Regions from separate parts of the Homo sapiens genome. Here regions 1 and 3 are each linked to region 2. The links are chromatin contacts, found by Hi-C or POLR2A ChIA-PET in ENCODE. All regions are on one chromosome and are shown on one strand. The core of a region is the stretch at or near the end of the contact, and the rest is flanking DNA. Distances in the headings are between cores, read along the strand shown.

Region 1 (3,118 bases), core at 147-2,646, 250 kb after region 2:
TCATATTTTATGACAACCCTGCCAAAAAATGGCTGCTTTTCCTGATGAAGGTGCTGAGACTCCAGCCAGGGACCTGACTTGCACAAGGCCAACGCCCTGCATCTGGCTCCAAAACCAGCATCCTTGACCACCGCCTGGCACCCGGAGGCCTCCTCATGGTCAGGACCTGGCGTTGCTGCTGGTCTTCCCTGAACGCCTAACATGCCAGGAGTGTGCTGTCCTCCCAGCTCTGTGGGGGTCTTACAACTGAGAAAGCCATAGAAGGTGAAAGAAACGCTCATGGTCTCACGGGAGGAGAGAGCGAAAAAGTCTTAATTGCTGGGCTTCTTTGCCTGAATGAAGGGATCTGCAGGAGCCACGGGTATTTGCACTACCAAGTTCTCATGCTTCTGATTTTCCTCCAGGTAAACCAGGATGCTTACTTCAAGTTTCTTGTTTTGCCCTACAGTGAATTTTAGGATTGTAATTTACCTGCAAGGTTTTTGTTTGTTTGTTTTGTTTTGTTTTTTCGAGATGGAGTTTCGCCCAAGCTGGAGTGCAATGGCGCAATCTCTGCTCACTGCAACCTTCGCCTCCCGGGTTCAAGCAATTCTCCTGCGTTAGCCACCCGAGTAGCTGGGATTACAGGCACGCGCCACCACACCTGGCTAATTTTGTATTTTTAGTAGAGACGGGGTTTCTCCATGTTGGTGAGGCTGGTCTTGAACTCCTGACCTCAGGTGATCCGCCCGCCTCGGCCTCCCAAAGTACTGGGATTACAGGCATGAGCCACCGTGCCCAGCCTACCTGCAAGGTTTTAAGCAATTCACTAGGAGCCATGCACGGTGCTAGAATCAGCATGAGAGTCAAAGTCAGATTTGAATCAGGACTAGTTTATCACAGGTTAACCTCAAGGAAGTCACTCTTCTGTACCCAATGTTCTCAGAAGCAAAATAAGGACAGTGATAATGCCCATCCCAGGAGTGGAGGCCCAGACTTGTTAATGTCTGAAAATACTTCAGAAATGCTAGAGCACTGTACAGATAACAATTTGAGTAATATTTTTGGTCAAATTATTCTAGTTTAACACATGTATTCTTAAAAAATGGACTTGTGATTCCTTACAGCTAAAGAGAATCAAGTCCACCCTTAGCATGTTAGCGGTCACTGCCAGGTTCCTGCTGCACGAGGAGGAAGTCCTCCATGGCTGCTTTTCTATAAACAATTCCATTTCTCGTTGTAGAACACAGAAGTAAATACATCGAATTTTTATTTTTAGTAGCAATCAGAGCCTACTAAACTTCCTTTTGACTCACCTCTTGATTGAATTCAGAGTAGGCAGAAAATCTCATTCAATCTCTTCACTGTGTGGGTGAGGAAACCGAGGCCCAAGGGTGATGAAGCCACTTCCTCAAAGGCACTCCGTGAGTTGGTGGTGGGGCTGCCGGCAGGATGAAGTGCTGTTACTCCAGGCCAGAGCCACTCCCCCGCTTCATCAGCCATGCTGTTTCATGGGTGCACCTGTTCTCATTTATGTGGACGTTAGGAACCGTGGGTCTCTCGTGTTAAGCCATAGGCCTTTAATAAAGACGTGTAGAGTAAAGCCTGAATCCAAGAATTGACATTTAAACATGAAACATTTTCTTTTCTAACTTGGAAACCAGTTCTAAAAACACACCTAAAAGGGAATTTCAGTTTGATTTGTGTGAAGGGAATATTTTTGGATAAATCTGTATGCCATTGGAAATGCAATATTTCTAAATGATTAATATTTGAGACATTAATGTAATGAGACATGTAATGTCATGTAATGTAACGAGACATGTAATGACATGTAATGTCATTACATATTTGAGACATGTAATATTTGAGACATTAATGTAATATTTTTATTACATTTAATAAATTTTATTTTTATTATAAAATTTTTATTATAAAATTTTATAAAAACAAATGTAATGATCAATCACAGAGTTTAACAATGTATCCATTTACAAAGATGCCTGGAAACAGTTTGCTGTCTCCCAAAGTGTTTATTTAACATAAGAAATTGTTAGATAAATACTTATTTTCTCTATTATTTGAGCATCTTTTGGTTGCAAGTAACAATAATTGACTATGTCTCAAGCAAAGACAGGAAAGATAAGAGAAGTGTCAGAAAATTCAGGAATCGGAAGAGCAATGAGGACACCGCAGCAAGGATTTTTCTCTGCAGCACAGATGTGTTCAGACACAGTGCGGACCAGGTGGAGACCCATCCACGAGGCTCACCGTGGCCAAGGGGTAGATGGTGTGGTGGACACTGAGCTGCTGGAGTCTGTTGTGGACAGTCAGGTGCTATGTTAGAGCAAATCTTTCCATTTTAAAAACACTTCCCCGGCCAGGTGTGGTGGCTCAAGCCTGTAATCCCAGCATTTAGGGAGGCTGAGCCGGGTGGATCACAAGGTCAGAAGGTTGAGACCATCCTGGCCGACATGGTGAAACCCCGTTTCTACTAAAAATACAAAAAATTAGCCAGGCGTGGTGGCACTTGCCTGTAGTCCCAGCTACTCGGGAGGCTGAGGCAGGAGAATCACTTGAACCCGGGAGTCAGAGGTTGCAGTGAGTCGAGATCATGCCACTGCACTCCAACCTGGGCGACAGAGCGAGTCTCCGTCTCAAAAACAAAACCAAAACCAAAAACAAACACTTGCCCTGATAGGTGCTGTGTTTGAATAGACGCTTGTGCCACCCTGACAGCTACTGGCTCTGGCTTAATTCTTTTCCCTTTAATTGGGATGTGTTCAGGGAATGGAAATTAATTTTTGTATTTTAAAGTAAGTAAAAGTTAGATGGAAGAGGGGAAATTATAGTTTTCCATGGCCAATATACACAATTTTCAAAATATTTATGACTCTTTGCACCATCAATCTGTTCCATAAACATGAGAAATTAGAAGTCAACTAACAATGAAATACTTTTATGACACAAAGATCTTCAATAATATGAGGTAGTTGAAAGTCAAGATATACAAGGATGACCTTCCTTGGCATCTTGGAAGGCTGGTAAGAACCATTTCACTTTGCAAATTTTGAAAACTACACTCGACCAAGAAGTTTAATTCTTTTTTTTTTCTTTCTTTTTTTTTTTTTTTGAGATG
Region 2 (2,866 bases), core at 367-2,866:
TGCAGCCTCTGCTGGAGTCCCACTTGTCACCTAGAACCTGTGGCACATTGGAACCCTCTTGTTGCTAGAAAGTTCCTCCCTGGAATACAGCCTGCCTCCCAGGGAGTTCTCACCGGGCTGTTCCTGAGCCACACAGTTGACTTCCTCATAACCACACACCCTGAGAGAGGCGGCCACATCTCCCACAGACGTCTCATGAACAGGCAGAACTGACCCCGGGAACACATACTTTCTTTTAATGACATCGTTCCATGCCCTTGGAATTCTGAGCAACCTTCTAGGACCCCCACTTATCAGGATTCTTTTCCAACTGGGCTCTAGAAACTGAATAAAGCGCTCCCCATGTCTGGAATATCACACAGAACATCGGGACTGTTGCGCCCTTAGGTTGAACATCTTGCAAATGTTCCCAGTGAAGACTAATTGAACCCTGCCCCTCCCCTGACCTCCACTCAGATAGCTGATTTAAGCCTCAATGCAGAAGTGTCTGTCCGTCCCTGATAGATGGTATCTTTCGGAATTTTGTGTTGCAGCCCGTAGGGATTGTTCCAAACCCTGACCCTGTTTCCTTTCATATGATGCGTTTCTCCATGTTTTGCAAAATTGGGAAGCAGGCTTCCTGTGTCTGTATCAAGGCCCTGGTAAAAACAACTCTGCATTCGAATGAAGCAAAGGAAGTCTCCATGCCTCTGCCCCAGGGGTTGGTCTCTGTGGTTTTGTTGCCCTGCTGGAAGTGTCTAAATATTTAGAAGTGTAACATTGCCACTCTCATGATTTCATATATACTAAGTTTAAGCATTCATGATTTTGAGAGAAGGATAATAATTCCTGAACAGCTTCTTGCTGTGAGTATGAAAGTTCTCTGGTAATTGTGATTGGAGTGCCCAGCCATGTGTGCGTGAACGCCACACGGGGCTCCCCTGTAGGGGGGAATGGATGGGATGCACCCATTATCAGGTGATTTGGACAGTTGCCCACGTGAGTTGGGAGCCTGTTCCACCATCAAATGTGAGCCCTTACGTCATGAACAGGGAGGCTGGGGCAGGCTGGGGGTGGGTGGTGATTGAGGAACTGATCAGTTTCTGAAACGCATGTCACTTTTTATGGTGCTGAAATATACTGCCCTTCTGTCGCCACATGCAGAAGAGGATAAAATGCCCAATTCAAGGATTGCAAAAATCAGAGAGTCTATTCCAGATCTAAGACCCACACATGCAAACCCAAGTGCATGGCTCCCTGGGTACAGTTTGTAACATTGCCAGTGAAAGTCATGTCTCTTCATTGTGAGTAAATCACACCGTTAAAACTCTGAGTACGGTCTAGCTGATTAACGTCAGGTTAATCCAGATCCTTTATTCTGTATTCCAGTTACTCCCAGCTCCCAGGCAGTGATGGCTTTACCGGCCCAGGAGGTCCCCGGGCCCTGCTCATTGGATCTTTTTGGTGGGATACACCCCACAGAACACAGAAAACATTCCCTTTTCCGTATCCATACATAGGAGTGCCGAGCCTGCCGTGTACTTGATCTTGTCCCACAGAATCACCTGCCAGTCTCATCGTTGCAGGCTTCTCTCCTGCATGCACAGCGGGGGTGGTGGTGACCTCAGAAGCCTTTCCTTCTGAGCACTGCGTGACTGTCAGCTGTGGGAGTTCATTCTGAGGCCATGTCAGGGCTGACTGCACCGAAAAAGGAAGTGACCTGATGAGATCATTTTATCCAGTGGCACCCACAAAAGACACAGGACAGCTGCCTTCCCTCCATCCGCAGATGGGACTTGATGATTTTCTTTTTTCTTTTTATTTTTTTCTCTTTTGAGATGGAATCTCACTCTGTCGCCCAGGCTGGAGTGCAGTGGTGCGATCTTGGCTCACTGCAAGCTCCGCCTCCCGGGTTCACGCCATTCTCCCGCCTCAGCCTCCTGAGTAGCTGGGACTACAGGCATCCGCCACCACACCTGGCTAATTTTTTGTATTTTTAGTAGAGACGAGGTTTCACCGTGTTAGCCAGGATGGTCTCGATCTCCTGACCTCGTGATTCACCCGCCTCGGCCTCCCAAAGTGCTGGGATTGGGACTTGATGATTTTCATGGTCAATACAACAGAGGGGTGTCGTTCCTCTTTGAAGCGTTTCCCAACCGACAGTGACGGGTTTCTACCAGGGAGATGTTACGGCAGGCAGCGTTTTGGCTCTGACGGCCCTGTTCGTTCCTGCCTCCCTGGGATTTTCCATCCCGAAGTGCTGTTCCTCACTCAGCACAACCTAGAAGGTCCCACAAAAAGCTATTCTTTGGGGCTTATTTGCAAAGCAGGGGAACCCATGAATTATGCAAATCGAGGTCCAAGGAGGCGTTGTTGGCTTGTCCACCTTCACTCAGTTTTAGGGCTGGGGGGCCGAATGGCGGGGCAAGCAGAAGAAACATAACCAACAGAACGACATGGCGAAGGTTGTAGGTTCCAAAAAGGGCGACAGGGACAAGGGCTCGAGCTGAGGAATGCCTTCTGAGGACCCCATAGCCAAATTTTTGCTGTTTCCAGCCTCTTTTTGACTCTTCTCTTAGAACGTCACCATGCTAACTTGTGGTTTGGGGCCCACCCATGTTTCCTTTTAGGGTTCATAGGACCCCGAGGATCCAAAGGTGCAGTGGGCCTCCCTGGCCCAGATGGATCCCCAGGTCCCATCGGCCTGCCAGGGCCAGATGGGCCCCCTGGGGAAAGGGGCCTCCCTGGAGAAGTCCTGGGAGCTCAGCCCGGGCCACGGGGAGATGCTGGTGTGCCTGGACAGCCTGGGCTTAAAGGCCTTCCCGGAGACAGAGGCCCCCCTGGATTCAGAGGTGAGTGCCCCATCGGGGAGCCGGGGGCCCCATCC
Region 3 (3,263 bases), core at 1-2,500, 170 kb after region 2:
TTAAGAATAAGGCAGGAAACCTCAAATCTGTATTGATAGAATAAACGAGTTTCAGGTGAGCCTGATAAGGAAGAGGACATTTTCATAGGATCCAAGTCTCTTTGCAAAAATGCTCTTGAGTTACAACGGAAGAGAAGGAATGTGGAGAAGCCTGGCAGCGTCCACCTTCACTGCACAGCCAGGGTGAGCCTCGCTGGGAAGGTGCAGGTGACTCGTGCCTGTCGGGGAGCCCGTCCTGTCCGTACAAAACATGTGCCAGGCAAGGGGGCTCAGGTCGCCAACTTGCCCTCAAATGGGTCAGGAAAAAATGTTCTCTTACTGTGCCTGTGACTTCTGCACATTCTGAGAGTCTTTGAACATAAACGTGTGTGCAGAGCTGGCGACATTCTGTTGCTGAGATGGACTCATCTCTGGTTCTGCGCACGAGAGTTTGCCAACTGCAGAAGTAGAATTGTGCAATTCCAATTAATAAGTATTGGCTCTGAGTGTGTTTATTTTTCCAGGAAAGTAACATGTTTTTAAACAGGTAAATACATTAGTGTGGCATCATAATGCTCTATTCCAAGTTAAAAGGGTAAAGGTTATTGTCCCAACATGGAGAAAATTCCAGAATTAAGCATTTAAAATAATAGGACCTACCTGTTGATTTGCCAGAGAAATTCCAACAGTTTCAAAAAACTGTTCAAAGTAAGAGATGATGGCACCAAACACAGCAGGACTTCTCGGCCCTTCAGGTTCCTGTAAGAGATCATGTCGCAGAAGCTCCTTAAAAGCAGTCTTGATGGCAGTGGGCAAACGGAATTCAATGTCAAAAGACAAAGGCTTCAGCAGGTCACTTCAGTCTGGCCTTTCTCCTGGCTTCTATGGAGGGAGGACACAGCTCTGGCATCGGCTACCTCACTGCAGACCATACAACTATAGGTGCATGAGGAATCTCTTGTGCCTCAGTTTACCCATCAGTCATGTGGGTGGTGACTAGCTCATCAGGCTTCGCGGGTGAAGCATGACCGTGGAGTATGGCAGGTGGCGCATGGTAGGTGGAGGCTGAGTGGGCACTGGGCTGGGTTTCTCAGAAAACGGGGAAATCCTGGTACGTGGCTCACATCAGTTACCAAGCACAGAGACCCTTGGGTGACACTAGCCTTAGTTTGCAGGTGCCCCAGAATTGCAAAGCTTGGGAAGGAAAAGCGCAGGACAAAAGCCAGCCTCTTTACTTGTCCCGCCCCTTGCCACAAGAGGCCCCTGTTGCCCTAGAGCTGGGCCAGCCTGGTAGTGCCGGCAGCAGCTGCGGTGAAGGCAGGAGGCCGCGGACGGGCTGAGGAGGAGGAGCTCCCGTGCAGGAGCAGCCTGGCTGCGGGACCTGCCCCAGCCCGGCCTGGCTGCCTTCAGTGCGGGGCAGCCTGTTCCTGCAGCCGGCTGTGACTCAAATGCCCGCCCCCCTCAGAGGCGAGCCCTGCGCGTCTGCAGTATTTGGACCGAAGGCACCCGGCAAGGGCACATGGCACCCTGCCCCACCTGCTGGTGCTCTGAAACCCAACACTGCACGCAGCCAGGGATGGAGACCTCCACAGAGATGCTCAACTAACAGAGCATGTGGCCAGAACCCCCAGGTGTTTCCAGAGGTGGGAGAGGCACAAACAGCCTCGGCTTCCCGGGTCATCAAAGGTCACGGGGCTCCTGACGCAGCGCCTCCCAGGGCCTGGCAGGGGACCCTCAGACGTGCAGGAACCAAAGCCTGCCGCCGCCTTCACGGTCTTTGTCCCACCTGCCAAACACTTGCAGTGACCCACGAGTCCAGGCTCAGACCCCTGGGTGCTTGGTGTGGTCATCACACTGGGGTGCAGATTGCATAACAGTGCCTTGGGGTAAATGGGTCTTTCCTTAAAAAGTTCCCCACAAAAGCTCTCTCTGTGAAAGGGCCATGAATGCAGTGGGGACATGAGATGTGTCCCCTGAGGATCAAGCACACAGAATTTCTCAGCCTCAGGGGCTCCTGAGAGCTTGTTCCCCAGGTGGCCCTGAGGCCCGGGAGGGTCAAGCCCCAGGCTGGGTGCCATCCCGTGTGTCAGCGGCAGACTCGGGCTCCATGAGTTCCTCCACAGAAGCTGCGGGAGGCGAAATCAGCAGAGATGCCACCCAGCCGACATGAGAAAAACCCACCAGAGGACCCGACCCATGCCCCTGGCAGCAGGACCGCAAGGCCACCTGTTCGTTGAGCTACCTTCAGGGACGCCCTGAGCTGTCCATTCCCGTGGTGTGCAAGGCCCAGGATGGCATCAACCACCCTGGGTGTGTCAAAATCATCTGCCAAGGCCGCCTTCACGGCCCTCTTGGTGCTGGAGAGCCTGAGGGAAGAGGAGAGAACAGTCACAGCAGAGGGAGCTCCACTCTCCCCAGGCGGCCCCCACACCAGTCCTTCCCCAGGGAGAGACGCTGGGGGCTCTAATCTGGGGACTTTCTCTAGGTCATATTCCCAAAGACTTGAGTTCCTGAGTAGCAGAAAATTATGTAACATCAACTGCAAACTGTCATGTTACCCCAAGAAAAAGTCCCAGAGCAGAGGTCACCTGTGACACTTAAAATACAAGACACACGTGGGCATTTTCATGATGGTTTTAAAAATCAATAGATATTGAGGGGAGTGGCAAGGAAGACTCGGTGGGGGAGAGACGGCACGGCTGACCACTCACAAAGAGAGGCTGGGGAGGCCCAGCCCGGGGCTCCCGGATCTCAGCCTCCCGTGGCCACTGGCTGCCTACCCTGCTGAAGTGGCAGGGGTGGGTTATCACCAAGACCATCCGGAAGACTCTGCATGCCGGGATGAATGTGCAGCGCTGCCCAGGACACCCGTGGGTGGGGAGTGGAGGCGATGCTGTGGGCCCAGGCCTGTGTGTTTTATAGATTTTGGCTCCTCACAGTCAGGACTGGGAGGGATGAGCAGCTCCGCTCCTCGCACAGGGAACCCGAGCCCAAAGCCACTCTGAGCAGGGGGCTCAGAGCCCGAGGGCCCCAGGCACACTTCCTGCCAGCGCCGTCTCCCTGGGATGTCTCGGGAGCCCCTGACCCCACACCTCCTGTCCAGCACCCAGTGTCCTGTGGCCTCTGGGGAGCCCCTGACCCCACACCTCCTGTCCAGCTCCCAGTCCCCTGTGGCCTCTGGGGAGCCCCTGACCCCACACCTGCACCTCCTGCCCAGCACCCTGTCTCCTGGGGCCTCTCTGGGCAGTCCCTGACCCCAAACCTCCTGTCCAGCGCCCTGTCTC

The links. A loop is a pair of places that touch in the nucleus more often than their neighbours do. ChIA-PET counts read pairs that join two places held with the same protein, here RNA polymerase II (POLR2A). Pooled maps may share reads with other maps.
Region 1: a pooled map shows a loop between it and region 2 (2.9-fold over the local background). The contact joins two enhancer-like sites. A Hi-C loop is called at or near these places in 3 of 168 maps with a recorded cell type or tissue (B cell, GM12878 and OCI-LY7), 33 of 37 single-sample maps with no recorded cell type and 10 of 50 pooled maps. POLR2A ChIA-PET finds 5 or more read pairs at or near these places in 4 of 52 experiments (B cell, HEK293, OCI-LY7 and 1 more).
Region 3: a loop to region 2 is called in a pooled map, with 1.9 times the contacts of the local background. The contact joins two enhancer-like sites. A Hi-C loop is called at or near these places in 1 of 168 maps with a recorded cell type or tissue (posterior vena cava), 3 of 37 single-sample maps with no recorded cell type and 5 of 50 pooled maps. POLR2A ChIA-PET finds 5 or more read pairs at or near these places in 1 of 52 experiments (WTC11).

What each region holds. Positions count from the first base shown.
Region 1 is chr13:110,725,500-110,728,617 of GRCh38, forward strand. No RefSeq gene overlaps it. Among named protein-coding and RNA genes, the nearest start is that of ING1, 13 kb to the left of the region's middle. RefSeq lists an enhancer at 1,129-1,268. Within about 2 kb of position 1,397, at least 5 of the 41 ENCODE cell types and tissues checked have a DNase peak (open chromatin) inside an H3K27ac peak, as active enhancers do; they include GM12878, where a contact is called at or near this core.
Region 2 is chr13:110,470,320-110,473,185 of GRCh38, forward strand. COL4A2 (collagen type IV alpha 2 chain) reads left to right here. Exons shown (of 48, transcript NM_001846.4): 29 at 2,610-2,831. Among named protein-coding and RNA genes, the nearest start is that of COL4A2-AS2, 8.5 kb to the left of the region's middle. RefSeq lists enhancers at 1,187-1,286, 1,357-1,596, 1,607-1,656, 1,777-1,916, 2,645-2,866. Within about 2 kb of position 1,617, at least 11 of the 41 ENCODE cell types and tissues checked have a DNase peak (open chromatin) inside an H3K27ac peak, as active enhancers do; they include GM12878, where a contact is called at or near this core.
Region 3 is chr13:110,643,746-110,647,008 of GRCh38, forward strand. It overlaps CARS2 (cysteinyl-tRNA synthetase 2, mitochondrial), which reads right to left. Exons shown (of 15, transcript NM_024537.4): 12 at 2,222-2,345; 13 at 640-738. Among named protein-coding and RNA genes, the nearest start is that of NAXD-AS1, 29 kb to the left of the region's middle. Within about 2 kb of position 1,251, at least 5 of the 41 ENCODE cell types and tissues checked have a DNase peak (open chromatin) inside an H3K27ac peak, as active enhancers do.